2 separate regions of the Homo sapiens genome follow, and region 2 is linked to region 1. The links are chromatin contacts, found by Hi-C or POLR2A ChIA-PET in ENCODE. All regions are on one chromosome and are shown on one strand. Each heading gives the region's core, a stretch centred on a gene start or an enhancer-like site at or near the end of the contact. The rest is flanking DNA. Distances are from core to core; before and after follow the strand shown.

Region 1 (6,803 bases), core at 3,274-5,773:
GTACTGTAGCATGTGGTAGCTCCAGTGGATCCCATGGTCACTGCTGAACCTCTGATGCTGTAAAGTGGATTCTGCAGTTACGTATATTGCAATACATATCTGCAATTATATGATAGTATATTATGTTGGCTCTCATGTTGTTGGATCACACTCTCTCTAAGCCTTTGAATAACAGTGCTGGCTGAGGCCCTGCAGGGAGGAAAGGCAAAGCTAGTAGCTGGAATATGAGTTAAGTCCAATTAAGCAAAGCAAACCTCTTCCAGGATGAAAGTGATCCAGTGTAGTTAATTCACCAGCATGTGGGTGATTCATCTCACTTAGGGTGCTACCAAACTGGGGACTCCAGTTTGGTCTTTATGGCTGGAATATTAAAAACTTAGTGGCTCTGGAGTTCGAGACCAGCCTGGCCAACATGGCAAAACCTGGTCTCTACTAAAAATACAAAATTAGCCAGGTGTGGTGGCGCACACCTATAGTCTCAGCCAGTCAGGAGGCTGAGACGAGAGAATTGCTTGAGCCCAGGAGGCGGAGGTTGCCGAGATCACACCACTGCACTCCAGTCTGGGCAACAGAGCAAGACTCCATCTAAAAAAAAACGAAACAAACAACCAAACAAAAAACAACTTAGTGGCAGTAATAACCAAATGAGCTTTGGTAAGTGAAATCTCATACTGATGGGCCCAAGCATAGGCTCCACTCTTGTGACCATGGCTATTCTGTTAATACACCTGTTGTACCAGCTGTAGGGTGGACAGTGACAGAATGGCTGATGTCTTCCGGTCAGTACTTCTGCTGAAGTCATATGGAATGTGTACTTTAGTTCTAAAGGGAGACATTGCGGTAGTGCAGAACAGCATCAACTACACCAGATAAGGGATCATAATGGTTTCATGGATTGCATAGTGAGTATGAGAAAAGGGAGGAGGCAAGGATGACTCCTAGGTTTTCCACCTAATTATCATGGTGAATAGTGGAGCCACTCATTAGGTGGAAAGACTGGGGAAGTGTAATTTTGGAAATGGGTGAAAGGGTAAATGGATGGAATTTCAAGAATTTGGTTTAGTGTACATTCAGTTTAGTACACATTTAGTACACAAACATCTTGTGGTCATTTTGCCACTTTTCTGAAGGAGGTAGCATCTTAAAGATCAGTGTCCTAATGGGCGTTTCTTTTCTCCCAGGCTGGAAGAATTGAGACTGGTTGATTTTATTTTAAGCCTTTGTATAGCTCTTTGTGAAGATAACTTAGTACAAATGCTAAACAAGAGAGCATCACCCATTTGTTTGGCCTTTTCAAAATTTACATCCATCTAACTTGATCCAAACAAGCAACTTCTCTTTACCAGGAACCCCATAACTTGCTCACTTGGCACGCAAGGATCTCCTGTAGCCCACAACTGAGTTATTGCCACCACAGAAGGAGGAAGGGGAGGCTTGTTTTTCACTGTAGTGAGTTGGCCTGCTGCATGATTTCAGAGGCTGGGATTCAGCACACAAAGGTTACCTACTGTATTTAACCAGTGAGTGACTCATCAGGACAAGAATGTGGGTAAAGGGCCTCTCAAATGGTGACATTCTGCAGTTCTGCTCTTGTCTCTACAGCTATAGGCTGCAGTTGAAAGAAGAAAGGTGGCTCTTAGTGGACTAAAATAGGGGGCTGCATCACATATATACTCTGTTCATCCAGGCAGTGGCACATGACTTTGTAGGAGTGAAATGCACATTTTCCCAATCTAATTGTTTTCCAGAATCATTCTCTGTGTGGGAAATAAACCTCATCCTCCTGGCCTTAGAATTCTTAACATACTATTTGCTCTCCTAGGAGTTTTGGTACTTCGCCAAACTAATTGCTTATCTCAATGACTAAGGACAATTTAACAATAAAATTTCCTGGACTCTAATGCAGGAATTGCTGACTCATGAGGCCTGGAGAAAAACCCCAGAAACATATACTTTTGAAGGTAAACTTGTTTTTTTAAAGTATAACACACAGAAAAGTTCACAGAATTACATGTGTAAGTTCGAGTAATTGTCATGAAATGTGCATTCTCATTTAACGCTTTTTGTTTCCTATTTTGTAACTATATGTCTATTTCAAGGTCATGTTTTCTTTAGAATCCATATTTTTAAAGATCTCTATGATTCTGCTGCATTAGAGGTTTAAGAAAATCCAGTTTGGAGTATTTGAAATCTGTTAAACAATGTTATATACCAGAAGAAGTATCTCAGGTCTGAGTTAATAATAGTGAGGTTTGGTCCAATGTCAACAATGTCTTTCCTAAAGCACTAAGTGAAAGGGAGGGGAATTAAAAACCAAGGTCTGATATCATGGTCTGTTGAGGACGGATGGGGTAGGTGTAGAGTAAATGAAGAGTAAGTAACGTTGGATTGCTATGTCAAGAACAAAAACTGAGGAAACAGAGCCAAGCAGCTTTCCAGTTTTGGGTTCACAAGCTAAAAGGGGATAGAGCAGAATTTCAGAAAGAGAAGAGACTTGGGCCTTATGGCCTAGGCTATATCTGGGAGTGTCCTCCCTTGACAAGGGTCATCAGGATTAACCCCTCTGCACCCTCCTTGCCTGCTTTGAGAAAGGGAATTTACTCCACTGCTAGTCTATCTGCATTCTTACCATATTTTGGAAAGTTATTCTATTGTTCTATTACAGAGAAATCTTTGGCTAGAATTCAGTGGGATAGGCAGTAAAACATGTTCTTGCTTGGGAATGAAAAAAGACCAACAACAAAACTAGTTTTCCATCCCAGCTTGACCACTTATATTTTTCAATAAATTCCTAATTTTATCCTTTTAAACATAGGTACTGTTACCTTTGGTGCTGCTAAGACCCAAGCTCTGGAGTCAGACTAATAGGGTTCAAATTCTTGCCTGTGATTTTGGGCAAATTGCTTAATATGTTCCTTCATCTGTTAATTAGAAAAAATAATAGGGCCAGGCGTGGTGGCTCATGCCTGTAATCCCAGCACTTTGGGAGGTCGAGGCGGGCGGATCACCTGAGGTCAGGAGTTCGAGACTAGCCTGGCCAACATGGCGAAACCGCGTCTCTACTAAAAATACAAAAATTAGCTAGGCGTGGTGGCAGGCGCCTGTAATCCCAGCTACATGGGAGGCTGAGGCAGGAGAATCACTTGAACCGGGAGGTGGAGGTTGCAGTGAGCCGAGATTGCACCATTGCACTCTAGCCTGGGAAACAAGAGTGAAACTCCGTCGAAATAAATAAATAAATAAATAAATAAATAAATAAATAAAAATAATATCTATTTATTAGGATTGCCATGTGGATGTAGAATTGTTTGAAGCTCCTGGCACGTAGGAAACACTCAATAAATCCTAGCTACTATGGTGCTATACTCCTCACCTTAATAACATCTGCAATGTATTTTGAGTTCCTTTTAAGTAAAAATTATATAAATATATGATTAAAATATTATATTTCAAGGCAACATAAGTCATAAAATCAGAATTTCTTAAATATTGCCCACATCCATTTTTGGAATAATTTAACCTTCACCACTTATTCACTGCGGGAGAGAACTACGAATATTATCCAGTGACTATTACCCAAGACTTACAGGTCTGAAAGAATGTTGCCAGAACCTAACAGACATTATTATCAGGGAAAGTCATTCCTAACTACAAATGACAATGTGATGCTCCATATTAGCATTAAAGAACAGTAGTTGCATCCTTGTTCTTCTTCAGGTAATGAATGAGCCATCTCCACATTTTGGTAAAGTAGGTTATTCACCTGCAGGAAACTGTAAGACTAAATTCTGATTCCGCAAAGACCAGGAAGACCCACCACACAAAACCACAACTGCTCCCCCTGATGGCTGGTGCCTAGAATTTCACGCATGCATCTTAGAAAATCCCATCAGGCTAAAACAACTTTCCTATGAACATCAATAATGTGTCAGTCCATGGACACAGGAAGGGGAACATCACACACCGGGGACTGTTGTGGGGTAGGGGGAGAGGGGAGGGATAGCATCAGGAGATATACCTAATGCTAAATGACGCGTTAATGGGTGCAGCACACCAACATGGCACATGTATACATATGTAACAAACTTGCACATTGTGCACATGCACCCTAAAACTTAAAGTATAATAATAATAAAATTTAAAAAAAGAATACCATAAAAATAGATTTGAAAAAAAAATAATGTTTCAGCCATTAACACTCTCCTATATTTTATAGAGAAGCCTTAGAATAAAGGCATCTCAAAATGAAAGTTGAAGGGAAACTATAAAGCTGGAAAATACATTCAGGATGGGAGACACAGTGAAGGTCAGCTTTGCTGATTTCATAGTTCTGTGTGAATCCAGCACTGGTTACCTGTATACATTGACAATAATCATATGCTTACCCTAATATCTAGAATGGAGAAAAGACTATTTAGGGGGCTGGGAAACCCACTGTTTGTCAAACTAAAGAATGTTTGATTATCTTTCATGACTCCTCATACCATCTGGTGAGTAATAATGAGCTCATTCTACTTCATTGATTCCAACATTTGATATTTAAAAGTGGTAATAAAGACCTTCATTACCTCTAGCTAACTTGGATCTGACTATGAACTGTTTACAAAATTCCAGTTTTCAAAGGGAAATTCTTTTAGGAGAATGCTAGGCAAATGGTGGCCCACGTTGAGGGAGTAAATTGACTCTGTAGTCAGCGAAGTGATTATTTTTGTAATGGAGCCCACAGCAAAACCCTTTGCAGCACTCAGAAGTCATCAACAGAGCTTGTTCTTGGCAAACCAGAGCATTCTCTGCTTCAGAGAATTACTTTCTAATTACTAAAAACATGATACGGGAGGAACACATGTTGGCTCCAACCAAGTGTATAAGTGGTGGAAAAGTTCAGTGTAACTGTTCAGCGAAACTGTGAAGAAGTAGAGTCTATGGGACTGTTGCTGGGAACATAGGAGTGGATGGGAGCCAGGTTTTTCTTCTCTTTGTGGGATTTGGGAGTTAGGTTATATGTCCTGTCTTTGGAAATTAAGAACTGTTGATATTCAAGGATAATCAAGGAAAAGCACTTCCAGGAATGGGAAGGTACATAGGCTAATTGTATCAGTACAGCCTGTTGCCCTGTGGACTTTGGCTGCCGCGGCCATATGATCTAACTAAGATGTTAAAATAGCAGATGAACATTTGCTAGATGAAGTAAGTTTGTCCTGATGGCTAGTTCCACTCTTCACTCTCCTGATTGAAAAAAATGTTGGCTTTCCTTCACTGCGGTGTTCACTAGATAGAAACTAAAACCGGCTCTGTGAAGTGAGTGGGAGGGTGAGGAAGGAAAAACAGTCCAACTAAAGCAGCTGAAGTAGGAAAGGGTCATGTGAGGAAGTGGAAGAGGTGAATGCCCTGGAAAAGATGGATGGAGGCATTTTTCTCAGCCATTTCGTGGTTGGATTGGGAGACACTGAATTTGGAAAAGCAGTCAGACAGAAGCGTTCCGGATAGCCAAGCTGTTGGCGTACCACCGAGTGCCAATTCTCAGGGTGTTACCCAGTCATTCTTGGGGTTTGTTTAAACATGGCAAGAGTTCCTGGGAAAAACCTGAGGCCACATTACTTAGCCATTTGAACTGCGAGTCCAAAGTAATTTTTTAGCAATTACAGTAGCATATGTATTTGCAGAGCAAAGACGAGTCACCAAGTCAGAGGATGTCTGTTGTTCACAGTGTCAATATGAAACATCAGCATGCTCCTGTCTTAGTTATGGGAATTGAGCCCTGGTCCATGCTCCAGCTCTGCCATCTCCAAGGTAGTATCACAAAGCTAAATTGTGCCCCTGGACTTCTTCCTGGATGTAATCTAGGACTTGCCCTGGGGATGAAGGCAGAGTTATCCTTATTCCCACTTCTACTTCTGCCATTCCACTTTCTGTGATTACTTCGATGTTTCTCTCCCTACCTCTCCCCAGCTCATTTTATTCAGCTCATTTCCTTTTGACAAGTAACCATTCACTGACTAGCGAGTACCTGATTCAAGGAATACAAGATGACCTATAGTAACTTATACTCTGTTAAATCTAGATGATGTGACTGTAGAATGAAACTAAACATCAGGTACCTCTCAAGCACCATCTTCAGCAAATCTCAAGTTTCTTGACTGCCCACATGGATCTCTTTTTTAGACTTCATTATTTTTGTTCCTGTCTCTGCCACTCAATAGCTGTATGACATTGGTAAAGTTACCTAACTTCCCTTTGCCTCACTTTCTTCATCTTAAGATTATTATGAGGATTTAATGTAGTGTATGTAAGATCCTGTTACACAGTAAGTGTTCAATAAACATTATCTACTATTATGTTATCCTCTTTTTTTCACTGCCCATTAAGAAGACTTTTTTTTTTTTTTTTTTTTTTTTTTTTTGACGGAGTCTCGCACTGTCGCCCAGGCTGGAGTGCACTGGTGTGATCTCGGCTCACTGCAAGCTCCACCTCCCGGGTTCATGCCATTCTCCTACCTCAGCCTCCTGAGTAGCTGGGACTACAGGCACCCGCCACCACGCCCAGCTAATTTTTTTTTTTGTATTTTTAGTAGATACGGGGTTTCACCGTCTTAGCCAGGATAGTCTCGATCTCCTGACCTTGTGATCCACCTGCCTCGGCCTCCCAAAGTGCCGGGATTACAGGCGTGAGCCACCGCGCCCGGCCAAGAAGACACTGTTTTATATTAAATGTCTTTCTTAGTGCCTTTCGTTTTATTTACTACATGCACTTTATTATATATTGCTTTTTTCTTTATTGTTACGGATGTGGTATCTTAAAACAGC
Region 2 (6,773 bases), core at 2,091-4,590, 74 kb before region 1:
TTTCCCAAGTAACTTTTATACTCTTTAATATGTGTTTGTGTCACTAAGAAATCTGAGTTTATCATTGAATACTGGATCAGTTACCCATTCCACAGTGTTTGTTGAGCTCCTTCTGTCTGCCCAAAACTGGGGATACAAGATAAATAGTACTGATGAAATTTCTGCTTTCACTAAGCTTACATTTCTATGAAAACTCAGTGAATCTTCACATCTTTTCAGTAAGATAAGTTGCTTTGGCATTTTTTTAATTCCAATTTTTATTTTAGATGCAGGGATACCTGTGCAGGTCTGTTACATGGGTATGCTGCACCCAGGTAATGAGCTTGGTGCCTAATAGGTAGTTTTTCAACCTCCCCCTCCCTCCCTTCTCTAGTAGTCCACAGTATCTATTACCCCATGTTTATGTCCATGTGTGCTGAGTGTTTAGCACCCACTCTTCATTTTAATACACACATATAGACTAAGAAATATTAACAAAACCATGTACAATTTAATGCATATTGAATAAGCCTCAGAACTTGGAGCAATCACTTAAGATGAAGGAATTGCATGTGGGCAAATCTGAATATTTGGTGTATTACAGTTAAAAATGTGATTTACTTTGGATAAAAGTGGCTCAGCACTGAGGAATGATGAAGAATGAAACTGGTGAAGTGTTAAAGACTGGAGTGATATCTGATAGATAAGTGGTGTAAGGGACAGTAGAATAGCGGGTATTCCTATGGCAGATAAACAATAGACAGCCACTCTAAGAATGGGGCTTAAAACTTGGGTTTCCATGGAGGGAGTTCATGAGTTTGGAAAGAAACATATATTTCACTAACCTCTAACTGAAATTTGCCGTTTTCTTCATTTATGAATGTCGGCAACACATCGCATCTGAATTATTTCCTATGACTTTGTTACAAATACAGATCATAGATCTTTCCATATTCTGTTATGGTGGCTAGAGATATCTTGAAATATCATTTGTGCTATCAGCATATTTAAATTATGGTGCTTATAGGTTAAGTACTAAATCATGTTAATGTAATAATAGGGATTCATATAAATTATATGAATTGTATATTTGCACGCCCCCACGAAAAAAGCTCTATATTTCTATATTGATTTCCCTGCAGATTTTTTTAAATTATAGCGTTCACAACTACAGAACTAATTATGTTTTATATCCTCTTTGAAGCTACACTAATTCCTACCTTAATTATCATCACCTGCTGAGGGTAAATTTTGTTTTAAAACATTTTTGAGAACTGTATTTCAGTGTGATTATTTTACTTGTAATCTTGTGTATTTTATGTTACATATTTAAAGATATTATTTCTGAAAGGGGTCCTCAGGATCTGCCAGACTTTCACAGGGGTTCCTGTCTCAAAAAGGGTTAAGCTCTTCTGCTGTAAGCAAAAGATGACAAACTCAAATGCCTACAGCACAGGCCTCAAGAACTGACTGAAGAAAGAGACCCACTAGAAGGCCAGTATAACAATCTAGAGAAAAAAAATTAGGGGGAATTTCGTGGGGTCCCAATAAATAACAGCCCCATTTTTCACTTAAATTTGGATCCAACTGAAAAAAGAAAAGACAAATAATAAGTCAGCTAGAGTTCAAAGTATCACCATTTCAATGAACACACCTGATATTAGAGAATGTGGCTTATTTCTTGGCTGTCACAACTCTAGGGGCCCTAGGTGAGAGAGGTAAGAGGACTGTAAAGTAAAGATGCCTCCTGGAGTCCTGGAGCTTTAACCCATTCAGCAATAGCATGCTGCAGCCTGCTTCATCTCCACCACTACAGACACTGATTCCTGCTGGACTTAAAGCAACTTACCCAGCAGGGCTGGTTTGGGCAGGCTTCCTCCTGCTGAGATGAGATTTTTCTGCAGGAGGCTTTGAAATGGGTCAGAACAATGCAGTAATTAAATGGACTCCAAGGCCAAAAATATTCTTTCTATTCTGTTTCCCTTGCTCAGTGCTGTCCTGCTACAACTGTTCAATATAATCTATTGGAAGTAACTGTCCAATATAACCTACTGGAAGTTATGAAATAAAATTAAGTGAAAATGCAGAGAGAAACTCCACGAATAAAATGCCAAGAAAGCGAGGATGCCCCAAATTTGAATATAGTTCCTCCCTCTGTGAAATTCTCTCAGAAGAATTAAAATCGATACATTAGTCCCTTCGCAAGTTTAAGTCTAATGTTAACAAAACCCAAGTGAATTAAAGTCTGAATCAAACTCTACTGCTTTGGTGAATTAAAAGCCCAACCCAACGTGACTAATTATATACTGACTTCCCATTAAGGGTTGGGGTGAGGGGTCTCCACAGTGTTAGCAGAGTGAGGGGTCCTGCCAGGGCTTGCAGCTGGGGCTCGCTCTTCTTGAGGCTGGTGTGGTTCCTGCAGGACTGCAGAAAATATATGCTGGGTTTCTGATGACTTTACTGATGAAAAGTTTCAAGCAGTTATTATTTTCACTGGTGGGCCACACCTACCATATTGAGAAAAGAAGCCAAACCTCATCCTCTAAAGCAATTATCCCAGAAAAAATTACATTCTCAGAATGTGGGGCTTAGTATATTGTCAAAAACTATGGCCCCAGATGCAATGTCAACATGAAGGGGAGGCTGAATGAGTCCTGGAATGGTAGATGGAAGAACCTCCTCCCAAACATATCCACATCCTAATCCCATGGACCCTGTCATACGTTACTTTGACTTTTCAGACATCATTAAGGATTTGAGATGGGCAGATTATCCTGGATTATCTAGAAAGGCTCCATATAATCACAAGGGTCCTTATAAGAGGAAGACAAGAGGGTCAGAGTTAGAGAGATTTACAGCTGCTACGCTACTTCCTTAAGGATGAATCAAGGAATACAGGTGGCCTCTAGAAGCTGGAAAAATCAAGGAGATGGATTTTCTCCTAGATGCTTCAGAAGGCCTGCAGCCCTGTCAACATCTTGATTTTAGCCTAGTAGATCCCACTTGGGACTTCTGACCTCCAGAAGTGTAAGATAATAAATTTGTGCTGTTTTAGGTCACTAAGTTCCTGGCAATTTGATACAGCAGCAAAAGAAAACTAATAATACAGTTGATTGAGAGCTTGTATTCTGGGGCAAATCCAGCCTGTATTCAGATCCCTGCTCAGCCACTAACTAAATATGTGGCCTTGCTGCCTACTAGCATAGGCTGAGGTCCCTGAATCACTAGCATGTGTGTGATAAGACAAGTGGCTTGTACTGTTTAGGGGAAAGACTTCACCATGAGATTCCCTGCATCCACTTAAGGCAGGCCTTTTCTAAGTCTCGTGCAATTGGTGTCTGCTGATGACATTCCTGCACATGTGACTTGGCTGAGCCCCAGGCTTTCTGAGTCCCCCAGCCACTACTTTGTCAAAGCTGAATTGTCCTGGTATTTTCCCTGAGTGTTACGTCTTTGTTGAGGGCAATGGAATCTTGCTTTAGGCTGTCACAATCTATAAAACAAACAACTACATATAAAAAACAGTCCATATAAAGCTACCACTGGACAAGCTGTAATTATCTGTCGGGGTTGAAATATTATGTCCTAAAGCCTAAGGCCCCTTTTCCAAGTCATAGAATTTTTAAAAAGCCAAGTGTGAAATTATAAAAAGCAACCTTATGAGCTAATAAAAGCCTCCGCAATCCACTAAGGTCAAAACATCTCTCTCATGCACACAAAAAAATCCAAAGCCCAGAACCGCTCAAGATCATTTAATGTTTGTTTTATTTTTCCCACTTCAGCCATTTGTTATGTTTCTCAGTGTTTCCAACCAATCCACCAAATGTTAGACTATTCTAAGGAAAGTCCTTTTTTTGTGGCCAAATTCAAACACAACTGAGAAATAAGACAAAGGAATAAGGCAATCATACACCAAAACATCATCTTTATTACCGATAAAGCTGAAGTTACAGGATGTGGCTTATATATGCTGTCAAGGGGTGAATGAACGGGACTCTGGTGAGAGGCCAGAAGTACAGTGATAATGTATGATCCTCCACATGGAAAGAGAGCAGCAGTTGCTAAAGCTTTCACCCATGACGGGGATAAAAGCCTGCCTTAGTCTGCTGTGGTAAAGAAGACTCAACTCAGGCAAGAAGTTACATACCCTGTTCAGGTGGATTAGGTGCAATGGTTTTGACTGACACACAGGCCACTTCAAATGGCTCAAGCACCCATCCCATGGACTTCCAGTCCTTCTGAAATCATCGTGTGAGATGAGTAAAAATGTTCCAGTGTAGTGGAAAGAAAGCTTTGTGATACCAGTCAGGTGATGATTATTTTTTTACTGTGGTGTGAGCAAGCAATGAATGCAAGAAGCAGCCCTTTAGGTATTGTTATGTAATTAACATGACTAATAAAGACATAAATCACAACTACCTGGAAGATCCTGTTGGAGGTGACACTGGATTAGCTATAGTATTTGCAGAACCCTCATGAACTATAAAAATAAAATAGCATAAAACTTATTCCTAAAGCTCATTTATAAGGTGAATTTTTGGCTTTTGTTCTTATTTGGGAAGAGACTTGCCTATTTTTACACAGAATTTGATTTTCTAGTTCACATTCATTTCATTGTGCAGTGAAGATATTAGCTGAAGTGTGAAGGTCAGTTTACGTGCAAATGCCTTAGCGTGGAAGTTTGTGGCAAGCTATGCAGGTGATGAGATTGTCAGTCCCCAAAGAGCCTGGAACAGGTTAGGATGGAGCTGCTAAGAGTGTGTTTACAGCTGACATGCTTCCTCTGGTAAATCTGGATCATGCTCACTCCAGAAAAGCACACTCCTCTGCTTTATAGGTTGTGCTTCTCAAGACTTCTGGGGTTATTTTCATTGTCAGCTATAGCTTGAAAGCTTAGTTATGACTTGCTGATCTGATGCCCTAGCCTATTTGTGTTCTCTGGTGATGTCTCAGAATAATTCATGCTGTTGGGCTTCCTGCATCTGAAACTCCTTGGTACATATGGGCTTGGCAATGGACAGAGCTCAGGTGTAACTGAAACCCCAGAAAGCTGCTTTTTTGCTGACATAAATCAAGGATGTTGATTTCGAAGAAAAAATTTGGATAGCTTAAAAGAAGTCCATCACCATCATTGAAAAGCCTAGACAACCTGTGTGTTCAACTGATACTCAGCCAGGAGCTGTCTCTCCAGGAATCCAAAAGAATTAAAAGGAAGCATTGTGCTATTTAGAATTATATTCAAAAAGCGTGAAGCCGCTACTTTAGATCTATAGAACCTTTAAAATTGTTGCAATATTTTAGGTTATATCTTTGTGTTCTTTCAAATGGGTGTAATATTTTAGATTTTATTATTACATTATTTGAAATGGTTGCCTTATTTTAGGTTTTTTTTTTTTTTTTTTTTTTTTTTTTCCCTGAGACGGAGTCTCGCTCTGTCGCCCAGGCTGGAGTACAGTGGTGCGATCTCGGCTCACTGCAAGCTCTGCCTCCCAGGTTCACGCCATTCTCCTGCCTCAGCCTCCCAAGTAGCTGGGACTATAGGCACCCGCCACCATGTCCGGCTAATTTTTTGTATTTTTTTTTAGTAGAGACGGGGTTTCACCGTGTTAGCTAGGATGGTCTCCATCTGCTGACCTCGCGATCCACCCGCCTCGGCCTCCCAAAGCGCTGGGATTACAGGCGTGAGCCACCGTGCCCAGCCCCTATTTTAGGTTTTATCTGTTTATTCACTTCCATTTTTTTCCCCAGGGAGGATTGCTGGTGATGCAGATTCCTTGTGAAAATTACTGATTTCACTATAGTAATAGTGAAATAGTAATCCTTTCACTATAGGAAAGGATGAGTTTTGATGATCATTTCCTGTGCTTGGGGTACTACTTCTTTATTTATTCTTGGGAATTTTTTTTGTATAGTATCCTCAGAATCCAATAGAACTAGCATTTTAAACAGCAGTGCAAATGTAACAGCAAGTGCTGAAACCAACCAGGTTGAAATTCCACAGCTTCTTCATCTCACCAATGACAATTTGATTTTACTTCAAAGTGGCCATGGCTCTTGCGGTAACATACTACTTCGAAGGCTGGTTTTGTGTACCATGATCTCCAACTGCTTCAAATGAGCACCTATTGCTGTCACCCCACCCAGATGTACCTTAGTGTGCTGGAAACCTGTGCTCATTTCTTAGATATGGAGGTGTTTGTGGACTGAATCATTCTGACTAGTTACTCTCCATCTGGTGCTTTGTCTATTTCGTTTCCTCTTTTGGTTCAGTCTGGAACAAGGCCAAGAAACCAAAGTTCTTCTCTGGAAAGGACTTTCTCTGCCATGGCAGGGAGGAATGGGTATGTCTTCATATAGTGCCTGGGGGCAGCAGGATATCCTGGCAGGGTGTGTGGCTGTCCCTTCCAGGGAAATAGCTATGGGTTTGTTCTCTACACCCAGAGTTGGAGAATGGCTAATCACACAAAAATTTGAAATAGTTACTAAAGAGAGAGACATTACTTTGGGTGGCTCATAAGAAGTTGCCGTTATTATTCGAGAATAGTGTCTTGGACTGACTCATCATGGCTTTAGAGCTTGGGTTAAAGTGTCTGCCCAGCACAGTGCTACCCTAAGCATAGTGCTTAGTGTTGCTCCCTTAGAAATTCTTCCCTCAAAGCATCCTGGGGGTCAGCTCAGCCTCAAGTCACTTTGGGACCTCAGGGACAGATTTTGGGGGGTGGTAAGAAATGGCAACCAGGTTGGGTGTAGGATGACCCCTGAGAAAAGCAGTCAGAAGTCCAGAATATTATATC

The links. Hi-C counts contacts between places; a loop is a spot of excess contacts on that map. ChIA-PET counts read pairs that join two places held with the same protein, here RNA polymerase II (POLR2A). Pooled maps may share reads with other maps.
Region 2: a loop to region 1 is called in a pooled map, with 6 times the contacts of the local background. The contact joins two enhancer-like sites. A Hi-C loop is called at or near these places in 4 of 168 maps with a recorded cell type or tissue (OCI-LY7, PC-9, astrocyte of the cerebellum and 1 more), 1 of 37 single-sample maps with no recorded cell type and 2 of 50 pooled maps. POLR2A ChIA-PET finds 5 or more read pairs at or near these places in 5 of 52 experiments (BJ, PC-3, PC-9 and 2 more).

Annotation. Positions count from the first base shown.
Region 1 is chr15:39,123,136-39,129,938 of GRCh38, reverse strand. All of the region lies in intron 1 of LOC105370777 (a long non-coding RNA gene), which reads left to right. Among named protein-coding and RNA genes, the nearest start is that of LINC02915, 120 kb to the left of the region's middle. Within about 2 kb of position 4,523, at least 5 of the 41 ENCODE cell types and tissues checked have a DNase peak (open chromatin) inside an H3K27ac peak, as active enhancers do.
Region 2 is chr15:39,195,823-39,202,595 of GRCh38, reverse strand. The region is part of intron 1 of LOC105370777 (a long non-coding RNA gene); the gene reads left to right. Among named protein-coding and RNA genes, the nearest start is that of LINC02915, 51 kb to the left of the region's middle. Within about 2 kb of position 3,340, at least 5 of the 41 ENCODE cell types and tissues checked have a DNase peak (open chromatin) inside an H3K27ac peak, as active enhancers do.